Regions from separate parts of the Homo sapiens genome. Here region 2 is linked to region 1. Evidence: read pairs that join two places in POLR2A ChIA-PET (ENCODE). Cell type or tissue: Panc1. All regions are shown on one strand. Each heading gives the region's core, and the rest is flanking DNA. Links, peaks and the distances in the headings are about the cores only.

Region 1 (5,353 bases), core at 1-5,000:
AGACAACCGGAATGGCCTGAGGAACTGGCTCTGCCCTCCAGAACTAGGCGAGTTCATTGCACAGTGAGCTGTCTCTCAGTCCAGACACAGGGGCCCCTGACCGCCAGCCTTCAACTCCAAATCTAAGGAAGCCCAGACTGAAAGAATAAAGATGCTCAGATGGCCACACCTACTCCCCAGCCTCTGCTACTGAGAAAGGGAATCACTGCATGCACGGGCAATGACGTCCCAGGGACATGGTCTTCCTCCCTCCCACTTCAGCTCTTCCATACTCCTCCAGATGCAGAGGAAATGCATCCAATAACTTCCAAAAACACCCTTCTTCATCAGAAGCCTAAACCCGGGGCAAACACAAACATGGGGAAAATGGTTTCTTGGGGGCTTCTCATAGAGGGCACGTGGTCCTAAACCTTCATGGTTTCCTCTTCCCTACCAAAAAGAATCCTCTGTTTGGAAGTCTATGTAAGGCCCTGCACCATTTGCCTAATTATGATTCCACTGGACCCCAGAGCCATCTCCACTCTAGCTGAAACTCACCTAGTTAGTGTAGCCTAAAGGCACCCAGAGCTCTCCTGCCATTATTCACGCAGCCACCTGGATTTCTCACCATCCCCAGAGGGTCTTCCTTTTAGGGTCCTAAGCTCTTACCCTATGCACCTGTGAGCCTGGGACACAGTGGCCACCCAATAAGTGTTGGTTGAGGCCAGTACTCCATAGACTATGAGAAAAGGCTTGAAGTCATTTGAGAGAGATCTTCCACCGAACCCAAGACAAGCACTGGCCATGCCTCCTTCCCAGCATTGCCCCTGCCCTCTGTGGTCCATTCGGGACTTGCTCCATTCCCAGCCTCTCTCTCTCTCTCTCTCTCTCTCTCTCTCTCTTTGCTTTCAATCTTTAGACCCTACGTGGACCTCGTGAACTTGCTGCTGACCTGTGGGGAGGAGGTGAAGGAGGCCATCACCCACAGCGTGCAGGTTCAGTGTGAGCAGAACTGGGGAAGCCTGTGCTCCATCTTGAGCTTCTGCACCTCGGCCATCCAGAAGCCTCCCACGGCGCCCCCCGAGCGCCAGCCCCAGGTGGACAGAACCAAGCTCTCCAGGGCCCACCACGGGGAAGCAGGACATCACCTCCCAGAGCCCAGCAGTAGGGAGACTGGCCGAGGTGCCAAGGGTGAGCGAGGTAGCAAGAGCCACCCAAACGCCCATGCCCGAGGCAGAGTCGGGGGCCTTGGGGCTCAGGGACCTTCCGGAAGCAGCGAGTGGGAAGACGAACAGTCTGAGTATTCTGATATCCGGAGGTGAAATGAAAGGCCTGGCCACGAAATCTTTCCTCCACGCCGTCCATTTTCTTATCTATGGACATTCCAAAACATTTACCATTAGAGAGGGGGGATGTCACACGCAGGATTCTGTGGGGACTGTGGACTTCATCGAGGTGTGTGTTCGCGGAACGGACAGGTGAGATGGAGACCCCTGGGGCCGTGGGGTCTCAGGGGTGCCTGGTGAATTCTGCACTTACACGTACTCAAGGGAGCGCGCCCGCGTTATCCTCGTACCTTTGTCTTCTTTCCATCTGTGGAGTCAGTGGGTGTCGGCCGCTCTGTTGTGGGGGAGGTGAACCAGGGAGGGGCAGGGCAAGGCAGGGCCCCCAGAGCTGGGCCACACAGTGGGTGCTGGGCCTCGCCCCGAAGCTTCTGGTGCAGCAGCCTCTGGTGCTGTCTCCGCGGAAGTCAGGGCGGCTGGATTCCAGGACAGGAGTGAATGTAAAAATAAATATCGCTTAGAATGCAGGAGAAGGGTGGAGAGGAGGCAGGGGCCGAGGGGGTGCTTGGTGCCAAACTGAAATTCAGTTTCTTGTGTGGGGCCTTGCGGTTCAGAGCTCTTGGCGAGGGTGGAGGGAGGAGTGTCATTTCTATGTGTAATTTCTGAGCCATTGTACTGTCTGGGCTGGGGGGGACACTGTCCAAGGGAGTGGCCCCTATGAGTTTATATTTTAACCACTGCTTCAAATCTCGATTTCACTTTTTTTATTTATCCAGTTATATCTACATATCTGTCATCTAAATAAATGGCTTTCAAACAAAGCAACTGGGTCATTAAAACCAGCTCAAAGGGGGTTTAAAAAAAAAAAACCAGCCCATCCTTTGAGGCTGATTTTTCTTTTTTTTAAGTTCTATTTTAAAAGCTATCAAACAGCGACATAGCCATACATCTGACTGCCTGACATGGACTCCTGCCCACTTGGGGGAAACCTTATACCCAGAGGAAAATACACACCTGGGGAGTACATTTGACAAATTTCCCTTAGGATTTCGTTATCTCACCTTGACCCTCAGCCAAGATTGGTAAAGCTGCGTCCTGGCGATTCCAGGAGACCCAGCTGGAAACCTGGCTTCTCCATGTGAGGGGATGGGAAAGGAAAGAAGAGAATGAAGACTACTTAGTAATTCCCATCAGGAAATGCTGACCTTTTACATAAAATCAAGGAGACTGCTGAAAATCTCTAAGGGACAGGATTTTCCAGATCCTAATTGGAAATTTAGCAATAAGGAGAGGAGTCCAAGGGGACAAATAAAGGCAGAGAGAAGAGACAGAACTAAAAATACGAGGAAAGGAGAGTGAGGATTTTCATTAAAAGTCTCAGCAGTGGGTTTCTTGGGTTATTTAAAACATCACCTAAATAGGCCTTTTCTTCCTAATTGGCCATCAAATTAAAGCCTATCCTTTCTCAAGCAGGAGCTGGTATTGTAGGGAGTGGCCGGGTATTCTGGGCTGGGCTCTTCTGGAGTAGGGGGTCAGCAAACATTGTCTGCAAAGGGCCAGATACTGAATCCAGTACTTTCAGTTTGGCGAGCCGTGAGGTCTCTGTCGAAACTACTCAACTCTGCCGTCCTAGCACAAAAGCAGCCATAGACAACACACAAACGAGAGGGCTTGGCTCCCTTCCAGGAAGATTTATTTAACAGGCTCCCAGCTGAATTTCACTCACAGGACACAGTTTACTGATCTCTGTTCTAGTGAGTGGGTCAAAAAGCATATGCATCCTTATCCGTCAACTCATCAGCTCTTCCTCAAGGCAACCTGAGGCCAGACACCAAGAAACCAAGCGTATCTGCTCTAAAATGACTTGTTCCTGGGGAATGCCTTCAACCAAAACACAGCTAGTATTTCTATGCCCCAAATCCAATCCCAGTCTTTCATGATCCATGCCGGCGGTTGGGTGGGGAGGGGAATCATTGGTTGGGGGAAGGGAGGAAACCCCACCTCCAGCCCCCGCCACCGGGCTCCCTGGGCACCCAGCAAGATCTGGGGCTGCAGAGAACAGAAGAGCTGGTGCACTTAATCCAGCTCTGCCCTTGGGGGGAGGAGGACCTGTGTGTCAGGCTCTGCCATGGGAACGAGTGTAAACCGTGGCTGTCTCCTGCAGTGAGCCACCGCGGCAGGCACGTTGACTGTTTTACTGACATCACTCAAAAGCTAAAGCAATAACATTCTCCTGCGTTGCTGAGTCAGCTGTTCATTTGTCCGCCAGCTCCTGGACTGGATGTGTGAAAGGCATCACATTTCCATTTTCCTCCGTGTAAATGTTTTATGTGTTCGCCTACTGATCCCATTCGTTGCTTCTATTGTAAATATTTGTCATTTGTATTTATTATCTCTGTGTTTTCCCCCTAAGGCATAAAATGGTTTACTGTGTTCATTTGAACCCATTTACTGATCTCTGTTGTATATTTTTCATGCCACTGCTTTGTTTTCTCCTCAGAAGTCGGGTAGATAGCATTTCTATCCCATCCCTCACGTTATTGGAAGCATGCAACAGTATTTATTGCTCAGGGTCTTCTGCTTAAAACTGAGGAAGGTCCACATTCCTGCAAGCATTGATTGAGACATTTGCACAATCTAAAATGTAAGCAAAGTAGTCATTAAAAATACACCCTCTACTTGGGCTTTATACTGCATACAAATTTACTCATGAGCCTTCCTTTGAGGAAGGATGTGGATCTCCAAATAAAGATTTAGTGTTTATTTTGAGCTCTGCATCTTAACAAGATGATCTGAACACCTCTCCTTTGTATCAATAAATAGCCCTGTTATTCTGAAGTGAGAGGACCAAGTATAGTAAAATGCTGACATCTAAAACTAAATAAATAGAAAACACCAGGCCAGAACTATAGTCATACTCACACAAAGGGAGAAATTTAAACTCGAACCAAGCAAAAGGCTTCACGGAAATAGCATGGAAAAACAATGCTTCCAGTGGCCACTTCCTAAGGAGGAACAACCCCGTCTGATCTCAGAATTGGCACCACGTGAGCTTGCTAAGTGATAATATCTGTTTCTACTACGGATTTAGGCAACAGGACCTGTACATTGTCACATTGCATTATTTTTCTTCAAGCGTTAATAAAAGTTTTAAATAAATGGCTTCCACTTGAGTAGCGTCATTGTCTGAGAGGGTCATTGATGTCCGGTGCACAGGGGGACAGCTGTGAGCAAGTGGGCTTTTACGTCAAGAGAATCCTATGCTTCTGTGGATGTTCAGCCTACAGGGAAGGAAGTTAGATGAAGAGGACTACCCTAGGCTTCTCCGTCAGAGGGACCCTGTCCAAGCCCCTGCCTGAGTCACCCAGACAAGGAGGAGAATAAATTTCATGCAGTTGGCCTGGAAGTGCCACCCCCACACCCCATTAGGCAGGTCCTTAAGGCTCACTCTGGTCTCACCTTTGAGTCTCCCCTGTGAGTCTCCCCTGTGGCTTGGCCACCCCTTCTCTCAGACTGAGCCTGCAGCAGACACCACCAGCTTAACAGCTGAGTGGCCTGGCATATAGAGGGAAGCCCACTGCCTCCTCCCCAGCTCTTGCTCACGACAGCAGAACAGAGCTGGAGCCCCTGGTTTACGTGATCTGTGCCACTGTTGGTGTACCTACTATGTTCCAGGCACCACAGTAGGCATTTTGCATGCATTATTTCATCCTCATTACATCCCACAAATAATAGGTATTATCCTCATTCTACAGGTGAAGAAACTGAGGTACAGACTTGTCCCAAACTGTGTGGCTAGTGAGTGGGGTGGGGTCTGAACTCAAACTCAGATCAGGACTCCTAAGCCCACACACCTTCCCCTACTTCAGGCCTAGAATCTCCACTTTAAATTTATTTTTAAGTTAAACCAATCAGTGTTATGCCTATTTTACACGAGGCTTGGGGAAAGAATAATTATACTCTTACATTTATAGTTCCAGGCCTCCAAGGAGTTCTGCTTCAAAATGGAAAGGAAAGTTAATGCTCTCACCTTTACTCTCTGCAAAGACTCAAATTTTGGTTCCGATAAGGAAAGCAGGAGAATCGTGGAG
Region 2 (5,367 bases), core at 242-5,241, 79 kb after region 1:
CACAGATGCCATGCCCATGAAGGATAGGGTTAATTATGGAGGAGGGGGAAGGGCCCTTTCAAGGACTCTAAAGCTTCAGACTGTAAGGTAGAAGTGGGCTGGAGGGGTATTCATAATAGACAAAATGTGGAAATAACCCAAATGTTTACCAAGTGATGAATGGACGAAGTGTGGCATAGACATACAATGGAATATTGTTCAGCCATTAAAAGGAACAAGATGCTGATACGTGCTACAGCATGGACGAACTTTGAAAACATTATGTTAAGTGAACGCTGCGAGACACAAACAGCCACATATTGTATGATTCCATTTGTATGAAATGTCCAGAACAGGCAAATCTATAGGGGCAGAAAATAGATTAGCAGTTGCCTAGGGCTGGGAAGGTAGGAGAGGGGATTGGAGTTGATGGCTAAAGACCACAAGTTTGTTTTTGGGGTGATAAAAATGTTCTAAAATTGTGGTGTTGGTTTCACAACTCTGTGGACATACTAAAAATCACTGAACTGTATACTTTAAATGGGTGGATTGTATGGTATGCGAATTATATCTCGATAAAGCTGTTATCAAAATAGGAGAGGGAAGGGAGAAGGGAAAGGAAAAGTGGGAGAGCGAGGGGAGGGGAAGGCGGAAGTGAAATGAACGCATGTTAAATTCCTCTCTCCCCCTCTCTTTCTCAAATGAACTTTATGCAGGAAATCTCCCTTGTCTATGAAGGTTGGGGAGACCTGGCATCTCAAATCCAACAGCCTGGTCCTCTCCCCTGGCTGCGGGGTGGGGGGTGATGGTGGGGGTCTTGCTCTTCCTCCAGTTGGTACGGTCTTGGGCGCAGCGACGTGTAATAAAAGAAAACAGTCTCAGCTGTGCAGTCAGCTGTGTGTTCGAATCCTAACACCCTGACACTGTCCTTTCCCATCTGTGTGACCCTGAGCAACTTACTCCACGTCTCTGAACCTCATTCTCCTCAGGCCTGCAGTCGGAATAAGAGGATCCGTGACGAGATCCGTGAGAGCGCCTGGCACACCCCGTGGGCACTGAACAAGCGTGGAAATGAGAAGGATTTGGTGCCAGCTGAGCCACCTGAATGAGGCGAGTCCCGAGGCAGGAAAAATCCGGTGCCGCGGAGGCCGCCTGGACTCTTCCGGAGCCAAGGGCGAGGTCGGCGGCCCTCAGAGTCGCCCCCCGCCCCCAACTCCCGGCCAGGAAGGAAGCCGGGCGGCGGAGGGGCCCAGCGCGGAGGCGGAGGCGGAGGCGGAGGCGGAGGCCGAGGCCGGGAGTCCGGCGCGCAGCCGGAGCTGCTCATCCATCAGCCGGACGAAGAGCAGAGTCGCGCTCTCGGCCCTCTGTTTGCTTTCTCGCCAATTATTGCAGCGCCGCAGCCCCTTTGTTGATACAGTAGTCCGAAAAAGTGCTAATGTTCATTTATCAGGGGGCCAGCCGGGGACTCCCACGAGTTGCGATTCTTCCCAAAATATAAACATGGGGCGAGCGTCCCAGACAGAAACTCCCATCTGTTTCCCCCGCGCGGGCCGAGAGCGAGGCGTTGTTGAAGATAAAGCCGCGGATAACGCCGCCTGTCTCCAATGGACGTCTCCCCAGCGCATTAATGACATTCCCGGTGATAGTTCCAGCTTATCTTTCAATTAATCATATATACCTTTTGCGACCAGCCCTGCTGATTGCACGAAAGGGGGGCCGGCTCCGGCTGCGCCGATCGCTTTTCAATTAATAATAATTTATTCACGGAGAATGCGCTCGAGCCACCCTGGAATTTGGATTATCTTAAAGCACCAACTCTTTAAAAGTCAAGGAAATACACAGATAGATTTTCGATCTCTTCTCTCTCCTTTTGTCTCTCTCTGCCTTTCTCTAGGCTGAAGGCTGTTTGTTTGTCCTGCTAGTTTGGTCAAAGTGCGGCGCAGAGAGGCGGCCAGGTTGGGTCAGCGGCCCTTGGGAAAAAAAGATGTGTCCCTGTTGGGGGCCAGAGAATCAAGTTTCCTCCCACCCAACCCCCAACTATTGCAATTTCTATTTAGATCTATTTAGAGGGATTTTTTTTTAACTCACTCGGAAACAGTGAGGACTGGAAAGAAAAGCTGCAAATGGCTCTCGGACTTTCCTCTAAGGAGACCAGCATGGGTCGCCCCAATTTCTATTTTGCACGTATTTGTCCGTTTTTGCCCCATCTCCTCTCTCCTGCAACACCAAGACCTTTTTGGAAGCCAAGAGAAATCATTACCCGATTCACAAAGAGCATAGAGAGTGTAACAGTCACTGATCTTGTTCAAATAGGGAGAGTTTTTTTTCCTTCCCTTTTTGTAACACCTGACCCACAGGACTGACAGTTCTAGGAAGCCCCCTTACCCGAAAATAGGAAATAAATCCTTGCCACCTTGATTTGCAAGGGCAATGCTAATTTTTTTCTTTCTCCAGAGCTCTCAAAAAAAAAAAAAAAAAAACCTTACTAAAAACAGGGATCCCGGATGTAGCCTCGATGTCCCCCATTAAACGGTAATATTTCAGGCGTCCGCTCACACTAATCTTTCAAACTGTCATCGCGAGCCGCCTGGCCAGCAGATTCACTTAACAGCGCTCCCAGGACCCTCGTTCCGAGCTCTTTTCAGCGAGACATTTAATTGAATCGGATGTGGCTCGTTTGCCAGACGTCACCGCCTCGGCGATAGGCATCCTCTCCAACGACACCCCCCCCCGCCCGCGCTCGAAAACAATCTTCAAAGGCAAGGCGGGCCCCCAAGCTAGGTTAATTTACAGCCATAACGGTAACGTGGCCAAAAGTCCAGGCGAGGAAGGGCCGCAAGGCCGCTGACATGCAGCTCCGTCCAAGGAGAATTTGGGTTGGGAGGTGAAGAGGTGGGGGGACGAGGTTTCCTGGGCCTTGAACGCCCCACATTTAAGAAAAGGCATCCTCCACAGACTAGACTAACAATTCCAGACCCCCAGTAGTCCCTGGCTCAGAAACTCGAGGCGTGATTTCGGCGTGGCAGCCCAGGCCTGTTACTGACGGCTGGCGCCTAGAAGCCGGGGTCAGGGCGTTGCGCGCCTCCTGGGCTGCCCTGCGGGGCTCACCTCTCTCCCCAGCATGGAGGCCCCAGGTCCTGGGAGTGTGGCTTTGATGAGGGACAGGAAAAGTCCCAACATCAGGCCAATGCTTGACTTCACTTGCGTCGGCGTCTCAGACGGCACACTGTCGGGTTTGAGCACCCAAGATGTACGTTCTGGACAGACACTATTTTGTCCCCATACATGGAGCGTTTCCTCCGCACCTTGGGCGCGCCTGCGGGAGCTGTGTCTTTAGGTAGTTTTTGGCCCTGCGCCGCCTTTATTCTACTCCAAGCGCCTCTTGCCAACCCGCACTCCGCAAAGAGCCAAGCCCTCCACATCCCCATTCTCAGCAAGTCCACGCGTCCCGCCCAGCTTCCCGCCCGCGGTTCCCTGTACCAGCTAGGGCCGTGAGAAGCCAACGCTTTTCCACTGACAAATCCTGTCATCCCCAGCTCTAGAAGGCGTCCTTAACCTGGGCCCGCTCTGCCTGCCCGGACTCCTGAATTGTAAGCAAAATAAAACTCCTCTCTGCAGTGTTCTGGGGAATGGAGAAGACCCCAAGCTTTCATCAGACCTCCCAAGGAGTGCGGGGACCCAGAGAAATGAGGCCACCCGGGCAGGATCTGGCCATGTAGCTGGCGCTCCTGAAACTCTGGCAGATTTGTCTGACTTCTGTGCCCTACTCTACTGACCCTGGGCTAAAAATGATCATGATCACCCCACTTGCCCTGCCCTTCCCCCACGCGCCTGACCGAGCCGCAGGGGTGCCCCACTGGAAGTCCGGCCCAGAGGCCTCAGAGAAATCCTGGCCTAGCTGGGCTCAGAGGAGCCCCGCCTCCCTGAGAGCTAAACCTGGGCTAGGACCCTGAAACCTCGAGGTTGGCAGAAGCCTGAGGGCCTTGCTGCCAGGCAGGGAGGGCACGGGAAGGAGGGAGGTGGGATCGATGGCCTCCAAACAGGGGAAACAAGGTGGCTGGTAGCTGGGGCACTCCACAAGACAGGTGTCTCCTGGGAAGCTGAGCTTACCAGCTGGGATTCCTGATTTATTTCATTATTAAGGGGAGAGGCATTTCCCTGGGAGGGTACTGGCAGTGACTGATGCCCCCTGGAGTTGTGCTGTGCATAACACTACTGTAGGAGGCAGCAACTCCTACCCCACCTGGCCATCACTCACCTTGCCCTTACTTTCGTTGACTCGCCCAGAAGCACCCAGAGCCTGCGGCATGACTGACCCTGTAGGCCAAGCCAAACCAAACCCCCGAATTGTCCAGAATCTCGCCCTGCTGCTATCCCCAAAGCCAGCCCTGTCCTCCAGGCTTCTCTTCCTATTCAGACTCTCCCTCATCCCACCACCTTCAGTAATAAAGCCTTCCTCAAATCACTCTCCTCCCCACCGCTTCCCACCCCATCCTTCTCTCTCCCATGCTGGTTTGGGTGCTGAGGAATATTTCTTCAAACCCACACCCATCCAGCCCTGCCCAGAGGCCTGACTCTGCATGCCTCTGGTAGGCTTTTCAGGCTCACATTAGGGAGCAAACGCAGGCTGCAGGAGCAAAAGGAGACCCTTCCAAATGCGTCGTGGCCCCTTTAAAAAAGCTGGGCAGGGCTTTTTTTTTTTTTTTTTTTTTTTTTTTTTTTTTTTTTTTTTGCCGTATGACTATATTAGGTGACACGAAACTGCTCATCGCTCCTGTCATCGAGGCCCCTGGCCCAATGGCAGGCTGAGTCCCCCTCCTCTGGCCTGGTCCCGCCTCTCCTGCCCCTTGTGCTCAGCGCTACCTGCTGCCCGGACACATCCAGAGCTGGCCGACGGGTGCGCGGGCGGGCGGCGGCACCATGCAGGGAAGCTGCCAGGGGCCGTGGGCAGCGCCGCTTTCTGCCGCCCACCTGGCGCTGTGAGACTGGCGCTGCCACCATGTTCCCCAGCCCTGCTCTCACGCCCACGCCCTTCTCAGTCAAAGACATCCTAAACCTGGAACAGCAGCAGCGCAGCCTGGCTGCCGCCGGAGAGCTCTCTGCCCGCCTGGAGGCGACCCTGGCGCCCTCCTCCTGCATGCTGGCCGCCTTCAAGCCAGAGGCCTACGCTGGGCCCGAGGCGGCTGCGCCGGGCCTCCCAGAGCTGCGCGCAGAGCTGGGCCGCGCGCCTTCACCGGCCAAGTGTGCGTCTGCCTTTCCCGCCGCCCCCGCCTTCTATCCACGTGCCTACAGCGACCCCGACCCAGCCAAGGACCCTAGAGCCGAAAAGAAAGGTGAGGAGGAAACACAGGCCCCCTTCTCCCCTCCTGGGTCGCTTTCGTCCCCAAG

The links. Peaks named below come from ENCODE experiments on the same cell type or tissue, not always from the same donor. Only the 100,000 strongest peaks of a DNase experiment are listed, where the experiment ranks them.
Region 2: POLR2A ChIA-PET joins it to region 1 with 7 read pairs; 4 of 35 experiments call an interaction of 5 or more read pairs at or near these places.

What each region holds. Positions count from the first base shown.
Region 1 is chr5:173,313,795-173,319,147 of GRCh38, reverse strand. STC2 (stanniocalcin 2) reads left to right here. Exons shown (of 4, transcript NM_003714.3): 4 at 899-4,425. The coding sequence ends at 1,301. Among named protein-coding and RNA genes, the nearest start is that of STC2, 12 kb to the left of the region's middle. RefSeq lists an enhancer at 1,092-2,291. In Panc1, for the core only: no CTCF peak of the experiment used is centred there; no DNase peak of the experiment used is centred there.
Region 2 is chr5:173,234,695-173,240,061 of GRCh38, reverse strand. NKX2-5 (NK2 homeobox 5) reads left to right here and starts at 4,856. Exons shown (of 2, transcript NM_004387.4): 1 at 4,856-5,312. The coding sequence starts at 4,979. RefSeq lists an enhancer at 787-1,360. In Panc1, for the core only: no CTCF peak of the experiment used is centred there; no DNase peak of the experiment used is centred there; H3K4me3 peaks cover 1,342 bases; H3K27me3 peaks cover 1,331 bases.